3 separate regions of the Homo sapiens genome follow, and regions 1 and 3 are each linked to region 2. The links are chromatin loops, found by intact Hi-C in ENCODE. Cell type or tissue: PC-3. All regions are shown on one strand. Each heading gives the region's core, and the rest is flanking DNA. Links, peaks and the distances in the headings are about the cores only.

What was found. A loop is a pair of places that touch in the nucleus more often than their neighbours do. Peaks named below come from ENCODE experiments on the same cell type or tissue, not always from the same donor. Only the 100,000 strongest peaks of a DNase experiment are listed, where the experiment ranks them.
Region 1: it touches region 2 in a loop (3-fold over the local background); 3 of 110 quality-filtered maps call a loop at or near these places.
Region 3: a loop joins it to region 2, with 2.3 times the contacts of the local background. A loop is called at or near these places in 2 of 110 quality-filtered maps.

The regions. Positions count from the first base shown.
Region 1 is chr1:243,841,039-243,845,750 of GRCh38, reverse strand. It overlaps AKT3 (AKT serine/threonine kinase 3), which reads left to right. Exons shown (of 14, transcript NM_005465.7): 2 at 2,469-2,626. The coding sequence starts at 2,581. Among named protein-coding and RNA genes, the nearest start is that of AKT3, 6.8 kb to the left of the region's middle. In PC-3, for the core only: no CTCF peak of the experiment used is centred there; a DNase peak (open chromatin) is centred at 2,410; H3K27ac peaks cover 925 bases.
Region 2 is chr1:244,010,056-244,014,767 of GRCh38, reverse strand. LINC02774 (long intergenic non-protein coding RNA 2774) reads right to left here. Exons shown (of 12, transcript NR_033883.1): 5 at 4,676-4,712; 6 at 3,848-4,071. Among named protein-coding and RNA genes, the nearest start is that of ZBTB18, 39 kb to the left of the region's middle. In PC-3, for the core only: no CTCF peak of the experiment used is centred there; a DNase peak (open chromatin) is centred at 2,287; H3K4me3 peaks cover 605 bases.
Region 3 is chr1:243,711,125-243,715,836 of GRCh38, reverse strand. All of the region lies in intron 2 of AKT3 (AKT serine/threonine kinase 3), which reads left to right. Among named protein-coding and RNA genes, the nearest start is that of AKT3-IT1, 81 kb to the left of the region's middle. RefSeq lists an enhancer at 1,246-2,672. In PC-3, for the core only: a CTCF peak has its summit at 2,758; no DNase peak of the experiment used is centred there.

The DNA of each region.
Region 1 (4,712 bases), core at 1,406-3,905, 170 kb after region 2:
GGACCATATATCAATTGCATTTTATATGTATGTATGGATTTTTAAAAATTTATGATGAGGCTCCCAAGACAGATTTTAAAATGATTTTACATGCATATTACAAAAATATGGCCAACTGTGCAACCAAATTCTTTTTCTTTTCTTTTCTTTTTTTTTTTTTTTGAGACAGGTTCTCACTGTAGCACCCAGGCACGGTCACCACTCAGCATAGCCTAGACTTCCTGGGCTCAGGTGATCCTCCCACCTCAGCCTCCTGAGTAGCTGGGACTACAGGTGCCTGCCACCACTCCCAGCTAATTTTTGTATTTTTTGTGGAGATGGGTTTTGCCATGTTGCCCAGGCTGGCCTTGAACTCCTGGACATAAGTGATCCTCCTGCCCTGGCCTCCCAAAGTGCTGGGATTACAAACTAATATCCCTTTTTGACACTCTACAGCAACAGACTCATGGTGATTTTGAGGAGTCTCAGCCTTACCTATAGGTTCTGCCTGTGACCTCATAATACATGAGGCTGGTGGTCTTGCATTCAGCTACATAGCTTTTGTCAGGCTATTTAGTCAGGCTGTCTAGAGAATGTTTAGTCTTGATTCCTGACTGTTAAATGGTTAAGCTCCACACTTAATTTGCATTGAAGAATGACCTGTAGTCTAATTTAGCGCTAGGTTGGGAGTCTAACACTGAACTTAACTGCTATGTATCATTTATCACAAACCAAGTTGAGAGAGTATGTTTGTGTAGTCCATCTATCCATTTTTCTAGTTATCTAAAATTTATGATATGATTCTTGACCACATAACACTGGTGTACCTGGACCACATTTTTTGGTCCCCTTCTGTGCAAATGGATTTACTAATTTTATGTTGGCATTTTCCTTTTTAGTTTGAGAGTGACAATAAGCAATGACCCTGTAAAACTCATTGCTGTATATGGGAGGGTGTTTTTGAGGACTTTCCCGCATACATCTTATGAAGAAGACCCATGGGATAAATTCGATGTTTGTCCCAGGAAAAGTTGTATTTCTTCTGAGGAACTTTTTTTGCTTTTTAAAAAAATTTGTGCAGCGTGGACAATATAGCGGGACCCCATCTCCACAAAAATTTTTTTTAAAAATTAGCTAGGCATGGTGATGCCTGCCTGTAGTCCAGCTCCTCAGGAGGCTGAGGTGGGAGGATTGCTTGACCCCCATTGGAGGCTGCAGTGAGCTATGATTGTGCCACTCTACTCTAGCCTGGATGATGGGGGGAAACCCCATCTCAAAAAAAAATTTTTTTTGGATACTGTAAATAGGAAAGCCTGTTGTGTTTTGTTATTTGCATTGTCTTCCCAAGAGCTCCATGCCAAATTTGTGACGTATCTTTCCCAAGTATGTATGCCTTTACTCTGACTTCTTTTTATCTTAAGGCAGTATAGTTTTGGAATGCAGGCTCTGGAGTCAGACAGCCTGGGTTCAGATCTTGGCTCCACATTTACTAGGTGTGTTGAAATTGAGCAAGTTGGTTTATCTGTGTGAGCCTCAGTTTCCTTGTCTGTGAAATGGAATTAATAGTATCCTCATAAGGTTATAAAGATCACATAAGAATAATAGATGTAAGTACCCGTAACAGTTCTTGGCACATCTTGAGTACTAAATATTTTTTTCTACTTTCATATTCCCTTTGTTTCACTTTACTTTATAATAAGTACATAATATGAAATCAATTATTTTTTAATCTCCTTAAAATATTTCTTGGAACAGGCAGAGTAAGAATACGTAAATGATGAGTTCTTGGTACGTTGTATTTTATATCACTTAAAGTATTCACGACTGGTTGTGGTGGCTCACTTCTGTAATCCCAGCACTTTGGGAGGCTGAGGCGGGTGGATCATGAGGTCAGGAGTTTGAGACCAGCCTGGCCAATATGGTGAAACCCCGTTTCTACTAAAAATACAAAAATTAGCAGGGCGTGGTGGCGCACACCTGTAGTCCCAGCTGCTTGGGAGGCTGAGGCAGAAGAATCGCTTGAACCTGGGAGGTGGAGGTTGCAGTGAGCAGAGATCGCGCCACTGTACTCCAGCCTGGCGACAGAGTGAGATTCCGTTTCAAAAAAAAAAAAAACAAAAAATTTACAATTGCTTCTGAAATTACAGGGATTTAGGGCAATTAACTTTCATTCTCTTCCCTCTTCACCTCAAATACACATCACCAAACAAATTTTCTCTATTATTTGGGTAGGCGTGACTGGTTTTCTTAAGACTTTTTTGTTGCAACCTCTTAGGTTAAAAGTTTCACTATCATTTGAAATTGGTCACAAGACTAGGGAAGTGCTTTCATTATAGAACTATTTAATAAATAAGTTCCCCAGTTTGAAGAGCCAGACTTTTATGTGAGGTCAGGCCAGTTGAAGACATTTACAAAGAATTAGTTGTTTGTTATTGCTCTGTGAGTTGCAAGAATGGAAAAAAAATTCTTTCTTCAATACTTCCTTCCAGGCTGAGTCATCACTAGAGAGTGGGAAGGGCAGCAGCAGCAGAGAATCCAAACCCTAAAGCTGATATCACAAAGTACCATTTCTCCAAGTTGGGGGCTCAGAGGGGAGTCATCATGAGCGATGTTACCATTGTGAAAGAAGGTTGGGTTCAGAAGAGGGGTAAGTGCTCCGCAAACCAAAAATAATACGGTTGGTAAGAGTGCTAGCAGTGAGTGGTGTCTTAGAAGTTGATCTTTTTTCTGATACTGTTAAACTGTGTCATGCTATGTCTAGTAAGAGAGAAATGATATATTTAACGTGTGTTAGGAATTTGCTTGTTATTAAGGGATTTTTTTGTAATTCTTGATTTTGAGCATTTATAATCTAGTTAAGTTAGGTTTGACTTTCTGGTATGTTGTGTGTAGCGTGTTACAGAAAGTGTTGTATTTTTCTGTGGTGTCTACAGGTTCTGTAATCTGGAGAGATATCTTTAGAATCATTTAATATATGTAAAAGTACGATCCTATATGCATTTAATCACATGTAAATATATAAATAAGAGAATTAAGCCAGTTTGAATGGTTGTAGGGGAATGGCTTAAAGTAGAAAAGGGGAAAGGGTTCACCCGCAAACTCATGGATTAATCCCATAAATTTGGTAAGTAAAGTCCTGACGTAAAAGGCCAAATGAGGACAAGGATTTTTTGTGTGTGTATGTTTATGTTTAATTTCGTATTTTTATTTTTCATCATCTAGGTTTAATACACCTTGTTCACTCCTACTTTAGATAAATAACTTAAGCACATTATTATTTTTTATTATTAAAGGAAGAACCCTTCGATGTAAAGCGGTTTATCATCTGTGAGATCACCTGCTTATGTGGTCAATATATTTATTAGAAATTTAGAGTTTAGATTAGTTGCTAGGCAACTACTGTTTACCCACATGGCCACGTCGAGTAGGATGAGGACTGTTCCATTCTCAGAACCTTTTAGTTCCTGTATATCTACTTTATGGTTACAAGTTCCCTCCTAATATTGATTTTAATATTTTTTGAAGGTCTGTAGTAAATACCTATCCTGAAAAGCTGTTGTCATAGTTAAATGTGATTATGGATTATTTTTTAAATGAGCCTTATTAAGTCGTAACTTACATAATAAAATTAAGCAATGTAAAGTCATAATTTGATGAGTTTTGCCAGAGATACACAGTAGTGTAACAAACACTCTGAAAACGATATAGTGGTTATTTTCATTAACCCGAGAGGTTCCTTTGTTCTCCCTTGCAGCCCAGTCCTCATCCCTTAACCCTGGCAACCACTTTATCTGCTGTTACTATAATTTTGCTTTTCTAGAATTTCATATAAATGGAATCATGCAGTACATAGTTTTTTTATGGCTGATTTCTTTTACATAGCATAATACTGTTAATATTCATCCATGTCTTGTATATCATTAGCTTTTTTTTTATGGTTGAGTAGTAGTTCATGGTCTGGATATATCACAGTTTATCTGTTAATCACTTGTTGGACATTTGGGCTGCTTCTAGCTTTTGGTTAGTACGAATAAAGAGTCTGGACATTAGAGTGCATGTCTTTGTGTAATGTGTTTTCATTTGTCTTGGGTAATAACTTAGGAATGATATTGCTGGGTCATATGGTAAGTGTGTGTTTAACTTTATAAGAAGTATATGTTTAACAAACTGCCCAGCTGTTTTCCGATGTGCCTGACCATTTGTATTGTCAAGTGTAATTTCTTTCAATGTCATTCTCCTGTTATAAATTACGAAAGCATTTTCAGATTTCAGTGCTTTATAAAGGCTTTTTTGATTTACTTTTTAAACGTATTTATATTATTCTACTTTTTTTGGAGGGGGATGGCAAATCACTTGAACCTTTTTGAGTTTTACTTTACTAATCTCTAAAATCTGCTTTCACAAGATGGTTTTGAGGGTTAAATGAGATGATGGTTGTGGATTTATTTTGACAGTTCTAACACAATGTAAGCTGTTGCTATCTCCACATATTTATCAAAGGTTTAGGATGATTCTTTAGTCTGTTTAATTAATTATATCTTTGAAATACCATAATAGAAAGTATTTAGTCCATGGACTATAGAAAAAAAAATGAATAAGAATTTGCCATCATTTTTCTAATAATGTGTATGTGTTTATTTTGAGATGTGTATGTGTATGTGTTTCTAATAATGTGTATGTGCTTATTTTGAGATGAATAGTTGCATAAACATAAAAATTTGAATAACACACAA
Region 2 (4,712 bases), core at 762-3,261:
CAAACATAAATAAATAAATACATAAAATAAAATCTCTCATATGCTCCTTTCTCTATAGTGTTAGCCTTTCTGACACAGAAGCCCAAATGTGAGATTCTCCTCTCTTATACAGCAAGGAGCTCTTGCTGTCTGGGACACACAGATGACACCACTACAAGGAGAGACATAGCCACTCGACCAGCGCAGAAGCAACATCTAGACTGGCAAATTTCTACCAGAAGTGCCTGAAAGTGCTGATGATTTAAAGTTAATCCAGTTAATATAAAGTTAAACTGGTTAAAAGGATAAGCTCCTTAAAGAAGATTCATTTAAGAGGGAATTTTAATGCTGGCAATTTCTACAAGGCCTTATGAAGAGACACTCTGAGGGCTGAGGAACGTCATCCTCCATTATCAGCATCCTCAATTACAACAATTTGTATTTGTCCTGATGGACATTAGTGGATCAGTTTATACATGTAATATTATATCAGATATGCAATAATATGTAACATAATATTGGATAATATGTTCTGACTAATAAAATTCAGGAGTTCAATCCAGCAAATACAAAGTAGTCCAGGAAGTAAGATTATTTCCTAACGACTATAGCCACCCAACCTCTGGGTTTTTCCCAGTACATGGCCTAGGATCTCTATCAGGGATGACAAGTCTGTGCCCTGTTGGATAAGGATGCGTGACTCTTCCCTACCAGAGTGTGAATCCACAAAGGCAGGTCCTCTGGCATACTCGTCTCTGGTTCTACAGTGCCTAATAGATTCCTTGGCCCAGAGAAAGAACCAGAAACTCTTGTGGAATGGGAGAAAGAAGAAGGCCAAGAAAGAAGGAGAGAGGTAAAATAGAACCCAGAGTTGCCTCTGGCCCCATAGGGCCATAGATGGTCACTATCCAGCAACTTAGAAAGTTAGGAGGAGCAAATGGTATCGTCTGTGCCATCAAACCACAAATGAGATTCCCTTTAGCCAAAAGGTACAACAGTTGCATTAAGTCAGTTTTGCCAAGAGCTCTGTTCTTTCATTTAGTTATCACTTCAGAAGTTACCTAAACTTTTTCTCAGCTACGGGAATGATTAATGCTGTTATGACTGAAGAAGTTACCATAATAACTCCTTCACTGTTCGTAACTTTCTAAAATTTCAGTGTCTTTGGCCAGTGGCTCACACCAGTAACACTTTGGGAGGTCAAGGTGGGAGAATTGCTTGAGCCCAGGAGTTGGAGACCAGCCTTCGCAAAATAGCAAGACCCTGTCTCTAAAAAATTGTTACAAATTAGCCAGGTGTGGTGGCATGCATCTCTAGTGCTGGCTACTCAGAAGGCTGAAGAGGGAGGATTGCTTGAGCCTGGGAGTTGGAGGCTGCAGTGAATAAAGATTGTACCACTGTACTCCAGCCTGGGCGACAGAGTGAGACCTTGTCTCAAATAAATGAATAAGTAAGTAAACAAATAAGTAAGAAATAAATAAATAAATAAATAAATAAATAAATAAATTTCAGTGTTTTGGTTAGAGTTTTCTCCATTTTTCCCCAGCCCAAAGGCAGCTTTTGGGAGTTTGGGAAATAACTCTCACATTACTTTTAATTTGGTAAAAATTAAATCCTCATTCTTTCCCCCTTACGGTAAAACACAAAATGGAAATAAAATATAGAACCAACCATCTTCCCAGGGTGAATCAAGAAGAATTTTGGGTTCAAGTTAGGAAATACTAATTATTCTCTTTTTTCTGAGTCTTTAAAAAATGACGTCTTTTATTACAAATATTGCTTTGCCTTTTCCACAGGCATAATACATTTTACCTTCAAACAACCCAAAGCCCCGGTGCTAAATTATGTTTTCCTTCAAAGAGGATATAATTTCATATTCCACCAGCACAGCATTTTCAGGCTTACCAATTAAGGCTGTAGAAGAAATTATCACTCTTCTAGTTCCAATCCCTCTTACCTAGCAAAAACCGCAGAATGAAATGGAAAGTCCCGCGTAAAGGTTAGGGAAGCACTCCAGTAAACTGAATGAATGAACATGGATGCTAAATTTTGAGAGCACCATGAATGCTGGCTGTGCTTTGCATTAATAATTAGCACAGTGTTCCCTCATAGAGAGGAGATATGTCCAAACTTGGACTTTCATGACAATTACCCTCGGAGTTTCATTTTGCCTTTTCATCTTTGTCAGTGCTGGCACCAAGCTTGCTGTTGTATGTCTGGCTCTATCAAACAATAAAAGTAACCCATTCAAAAAGTCAAACAACAGGAGTGGTTTTTAGGAAACCAGAAGCCAAACTGATTCACCAGGTTGGCCTCCTTCCCAGGGAGAGAGATAATGCTAGCTAGTCGTCGTAGCCGTTAGCCTGGGCAGGAGCAGAGTGATCGCACTTCAGGATTCCCGACTACATGGCTGGCCAGGCGAGTTAAAGAATGTCTAGGGTGAGAGTGATAATGGAGGTGACTCTGGGTTGGAGCAAACCCTGAATTAAGTTGGTACATTCAAAGTTGCCATAGAAACCCTGTCTGAATGTCCTCGCTTCAGCAGAATTGATTTTATGTTTAAACGTTAATATGCCTTCTTATACTTAATGATATACAAAGTAGAAAGAAGATGAATATGGAAGAAAGAAAACATACTCTAACATCTGAAATACTTAAGCCATTAAATAATTTTCCAATACTAAGTCAGCCTTTGAAACTGATTGACCAAAGAAGAGGTAGCGTGGGTTGCCACGACTGGGAGCTGTTTAGGAAAGTCTTTACGCCTTTATGTCAAATGCCGCTGCACTCTCAAAGGCACTGCTGTAATTCAGCGAACCCAGCTTGTACTTGAAGCCAAATGAAATGCAAAGTTGCCTTTCAATAGCAAACCTCACTGAGGAAATGCCAGTTAGCAATTGTGAGAAGTTTCAGCTACTGTATTTTCACAGATTGCATTTTTCCACTCAATGTCCGTGAGAAAACATTTGGAGGCTCTTTAAAAATGGTTACATTATCAATTAATCTATAGTATGTTTTAAATAAATATTTCTATTAAATGTAACAAAAACCGGCATTTGTATTGCTTGCACCTAAATTATCATCATCATTGCAAAGCAGATGTGGAATGCAAGCCGAGGCGAACAATCGGCACTGTAATTTGCCCAGTAACATTGTTTTAGATCTAATTAGTGCTTATGCAGATCCTTTACAAAAATGTGAAAACTGCACCAGGATGTAATTGTTTAATGAATTTAGTGCAAAGCACATCTGCATAAATTCCATTTTAGCTGAAAAAACTAAGTTCAACTGCTATTTGCTCCAGAGCCAAAACATTGTGAATTGTGCCCACTGTGCTTTAGCCCTGCTCTGCTGGCTTGGATATTTCAAATAAATACTACAAAGTTAAAGCCTCCAGCTGCAGACCAACCCATCTGTAGATGTTTGTTATATTTGGCAGCATTGTAGAATGATTGTGCCTTCCTGCTGGAAAAAAAAAAAAAAAAAAAAAAAAAAAAAAGGGAAGGGGGAAAAAACAAGGTTTTGTCAGCAAAAAAAAAAAAAAAAAAAAGTAAAAGTTTGAAATATTCATTGCTCGACAAAAGTTCTGAATTTGAATCTAGTTTACCTAGCAGTGAGTTTTAAACACCTGTTCACATGGGGTCTACCATGCAAACCAGAATACTACCCTTTTTTCCCAGTTCTCCCCAACATTCCATTTCTGTTAAAAATCACAGAAAATTGAATTGGACACAAGTTTACTAAAATTGGAATTTAAGCACTTCCCTTAACTTTTCAGAGATTTTACTAGTCACTTTTTGTGGTCAGTGTTTAAACACAAAAATCCATAACTTCTATAAAAAGACATAAGTTAATTACGGATACTTACATGATTGTCTGGAAAGGGAACACTTCTCCATTTCTGGTTTTTTGTTTTTCCTTTTTCTTTCAGTTTTGGCTTCTCTGTTTTTTTTTTTGGTGCAGCACAAATAAACTGCCAAACGAATACTGTTTGCTCTATTAAATGGCTCCTGTACAAATAGGGGTGGGGTGGACAGCAGGGCTTGAGGATGGGGACAGTGTGGAGATGTTTGGGCCTGAGTTAGAAGAATTCTGTAAAACGATAAACAACAAATATCATTCTTCAGCATCGAGCGCAATGTTCCAATTTAGCCTGAAACAACCCTGAAAAGTATGCCATCGATGTTCTGATGGAACCAGGAATTGTTGTTCTGTTTCGGTTGGTTATCCACTGTAGATCCATCTAGTCTCAGGCTGTCTTAGGTTAAAGTTCCCTGAAACCAGACTCTGTGGATTCAGAGATGAGCCCGCAGCACACTTAAGTGAGGCGTGTTGGTGAGTCACACCTGTGACGGAGTTAGGGCACAAGAGTGGGTGGAAAGAGATGTTGACTTCTGGTGCACCTGCAGCAGGGGCCTCAGCCAACCACACGGGGTGCTCCGGAGCTGGGATGTCCCTTCAGTGTTGGATGGAATTGAGACATTGGGGCTGAGTCTTTTCACCCCTGCATCCATCAGGCATTGGACATGCCACTGGGGAGGGGTGCAGGCTTGGGTGGGGAGTTCCCTTTGGCTGGGGGACATCTATGAGCTGACTGCAAACCCTCCCAAAGGCTGGGGAAATGGTGCCTGGGTCCTGAGCAGGGATCTGGACTGTAAGTTGCCACATCCACTCTCATATGCTTGAATCTACTTACTCTGTATTAACTATTTCACCCCGTCTGGGAACCATGC
Region 3 (4,712 bases), core at 1,406-3,905, 300 kb after region 2:
TTGATTTTCCTAAATGGAAACAATTTTTTTTTCTCCACTAAGAATGGCTTTTTATTCATATGTGATAAAAAGATAAGTCATTTGGTAACACCTTTGAACCTGTTTTCAAAATAATGAAAAGTTTCTCTTCTAAAAATACTTTTTTTCTTTCCCTCGTTTATTTAACAAGAAGAGTTATTATGTAATGTTTTTCTGCAGATTTTTAGAAAAAGAATGATCTCTCTCCACTTTGTAGAGAATGATCCCATTTTTTGTTTAACACCAGATAGTATCATGACATTGTTAATACAGTAGGATTCACCCAGTTTGAAAGTATGCAGAATCAGACTTCTGTTGTTGGTCACATATTTCTCAATCAAAACATCTGTCTATGTCGAAACCAAAGTCGGCCCAGTATAATGAACTTTTAAGACCCATGTTAATATTTAAAAATATTTGGTAAACTGTAAAGCAGTATACAAAAGTGAATATTTTTATCCAAGGTGTAAATTGGTCATATGGCCCAATACCAGTAGCATAAAGGGAAGCCACTATACTAGTAGTGGGTGACCAAGTTTATTTCTGTTAAGCCAAAATGGAGATTTATTGTAGAAAATTATTAGTGGTACTTTCTGGATGAAGCCATTCCTTCTTAATGTAATTATGCCCAATTTCCTGGGTGGAGTCACAGTCTTTCTTCTAAAGACAGATTACTTCAAGCTTTAGTAGGGACTCTTAGTTCTGTCTTGAACTAACAATACCTTAAAATATTCTGCTTCTTCATGTCCCCAAAATATTGATCAGAAGGATACTTGTGGTCAAATGGATGCTGTAGAAATTCAAACCAGTGATTTTACTCCACTTGAAATTTAAAGGATTCATATGAGTTCTAGTTGAGTATGTCAGTTTTAGAACATAGTTTATATTGAGTAAACACAGAATATTTTACCTAAAAGGGTCACACAGATGTCATTACAGTGAATTTACTTCTGATTAAACTAATCTTGTTCCCTATATATTTTGATATATATTGTGCCATGATAACCAGTGTACTATTAGTGTTATTAAAGTCTTTCTTCAAATAGTAGATTTTTATAGAATTTTGAAGTAGACAAAATAAGTCAATTTATGTTTAGATTTAAAAAAAATGTGAAAGCTTTTCTATATTCTCCTCCCCGTGCCAGATAGGTGCTTGGCACAGAGTACTTAATAACTATTTAATAAATGACAGAATTTCTTTTCCTAAAATTTTTAGGACATATGCAAGGAAATTTCTCTTGCATCTAGGTTTACTGATGTATATGAGGAAGAGTTACATCTGCTTCAGTGAAATACAAAATTAAACCAGGTGATCTTTCTGAAAAATTATTCTTATGGTGACATATCAGAAATCTTATCAACAGCTATAGTTTATTCTGTTGGAATTTTCAAAATACACTGTGCCTTAACTTAGAAACACTCCAATGAACTTGTATTCATTAGTGTTTTGTTGAGTTAAAGAAAAAATATCTGTACAAAGTGGACACATTGTTTAATTTTGTTTTGCATTTTACTAGATTGCAGTGCAAGGCCAATAAATTAAACCTAGGCAGTTCTCTTGCTAATTACACACAACTTATCTTGAGTATCAGATATTCAAATCCATTTTATGAATATGGTAGAGAGAATAACAACTGTAAAACAAAGCAGTGTGCATGTAAGTGACTGTTAGCGTGCATTTCAGAAAGGATAAATGCTCACCATATGGTACAATTACTGTGTCCAAGTTTTCAAATTAGCTTCTCTCATCCTCCTTATTACTGTCTTTAAAAAGAGAGGAAAAAACCCAACATGATTTATCTACTCTGCAGCAGAACTCTTGACGCAAAACAGCAGCCCAGTTCTGTCCAGTTTTTTTTTCCCTTAGCATAATAGAGGCTGTCGGACTTTTTTATACTAATTACTGTGTGAGCCTCAGATGAACCCCCTTCAATTCACAGGGCTTTGTTAAGGGAGGAGCTGTCAATGTGTCTGCCCGTTTGCAGCTGTGCTGTGGCTTTAGCTTGCTTAACATTATGCTGCTTTTTAGACTTGACAGAAGGGATTTTTTTTTTTTTTTTTTTTTTTTTTTTATTAAGGCAAAGCAGCCTTGTAGCGAAATGGTTTAAGCAGCTGCATTGTAGGGAAGCACAAAGAAGTTATTATTGTGTCTGTTTAGGGGGGTAGGATGGAGGGGGAGATATTCGGCTGCTGTTGATGCCGATTGTTGACTTGCCATCTGCCAGATAGGGAGAAGAAAAAAATGACAGCTCCAGCAGGGTGTTCAAGAGGTTGTTTGGAGAGACGCATAAACATGTGCAGATGTCGAACTGAATAATGGCTAGAACTTGAGACGGTTTATGATGCTGCTGATGTTTGTGCATATACAGAATGAATGTATGTGTGGATTTGGTTAACCAAGGGTACATACTAATTATCATTGTTTTCCTGCATCCCCCCTCCCTTATTTCGTTAATTAGTTTAGGGGTTTAATACTTCCTCTTCTCTCCCTTATTCATGTCTAGTTTTAGAAAGCAACTTCTTTAAATGGCAATACAAAGTTTCTTATTTCTCCGTGTTGATGGTAGATAACCTGTTTGGCTAATGTTAGGTGTGTACTGCTAACTGCCAAGAGGAGCTTTTGATGAAGGAATCAGTCAGGTGATTTGGTGTGATCTTAATGCATACATGAACGTTTTAACACTAGTCGGCACATAAACTATTTTAAACTGAATCGATTTGTTTCATAGCCTACCACTAGGGGTGAGGTAGAGAGTACCCAGTTTATTTTGTAAGTAATTCCATAATACTTTGAACTTAAATGTCGTTAGTTGTGAAACAAAGTTATATAGTAACCTGGCCTTTTTGATCAGTACATACTCTTTTTCTCATGGTTGTCATGGATTCTATAAATGACAAGCGTGCATTTTTATCAAGCATTAATGAGTTGGTTGTATATTTCCTTCTGATACATTCTTGACATTAGGTGTTAGAGATTTGATATATCTGGAATGTTTTCAAATGCTGTGATAACATTTATATTTAGATGGAAGTGAGCATGTTTACTTAAATGTCTGGTTTATTACTTTCACCTTAAATAATTGAGAAGAAACAGTGACCTTAGGTAAAAATTTTCCATATTACTTATTTTCTAGAACACCAAAAATTTTTGTAACATTTCAGAACCAATCAATATGAATGGAATAACTAGAAAACAAAAAAGAGAAGCTCTGACTTTTCTCCTTTTTTCTTTTTTCCGCCCAATGTGGACTTAACATTTCAAAAAAAAATATGTGTGGAGAATTAAAAAGTGCTTATGTTGACTTTTGGAACTCATGCCTTCCTAAAACATTTAAGGTTTTGTTGCATAATTATCAAGCAGAAATTGCCCAAAGCATGGTTGAAAGGCCAACGTACTGACAGAGCTTCGTGTCCAGAGTAATGTCTTTCTGAAAGAATTAAAGGAAGGTTATCTGTTATTTTCTGCTTTTCATAAAGAAATAGAGGTCAGGTCTATCTAGAAAAAACTTTCTCTCTCACCGTCAGTTTTTACTCAAGTGACTCTAATCCGTGTTTGCTGAAAAGGCATAGAAAATCATCAGCCACCTTGACTTTTCCTTTGTCTCATGTATTTATTTCTTTTATATAGGTGGCCGTGAATATATCCATATTTGTGTGTAGGATTATGTCCATGTATTTACAGTTTCATAGTCAATCCTAATATCCCTACCAAGTTTGGAGGCGAGCAGTATGCCATTTTTTAAGTAGAAGGTGTTTGTTATTAAAGTGAGAGGGTATGGTTTGTCAGTGGTCAGGATATTAATGAGTGACTGGGAAAAGCAAGCTTATACCAACTTTTATACACAAGCAAACTTGCAGGTCTATGCTTTATTAATGATATGTTACTTCTGATTCTTTCAGAGCCATTTGCTAAATCTTAGTAGTACAGGCAAGTATACATATTAAGGTGATTGAAATATTAAAGGCAGAATGTCTTTGAAGTTACAAAGACCAGATTTAAATATCACTTAACTTAGATGAGTGAATTTACTCATAGTCACTTAAACTATTTAAATGTGAATTTCTTCATCTTTTGAAAGAAGGAAACAATACTTGCTATTCAAGGATCTTGTGAAAACAAAATGAGATAATATATTTAGAATGTCTTGAATGAATTCAGTAGTAGCTGTTAGTATTTTTATTAGGTGTTATGTGCAAGTCTAGAGCTCTGTAGCTATTACAATTGGAGTATTTATATAATGCTCTGACTATCATAGAATAAGAATACCAAGCTGTAGAGGCTGTTTGAGAGAATGGTCACAGATAGAAGGTTGTTTCTTGGAACCTTATGTTTATTTAGGGATATATGATTGTTTTATAAATGTGGAGGGAAATAAATTATTTAAAGAAAATATAAAGAAAACAGTTGGATAAAAGTATTTCGGATGTATGGTATTAGTGGTTATTTAGTGATGATGATTTCAAATTTTGTTCTTTTGTTTGTTTGTTTTTGAGATGGAGTCTCACTCCGTCACCCAGGCTGGAGTGCAATGGCATGGTCTGAGCTCCCTGCAACCTCCACCTCCTGGGTTCAAGGGTTTCAAGCGATTCTCCTGCCTCAGCCTCCCGAGTAGCTGGGACTACAGGCACGTGCCACCACACCTGGCTAATTTTTGTATTTTTAGTAGAGACGGGGTTTCACTTTGTTGGCCAGG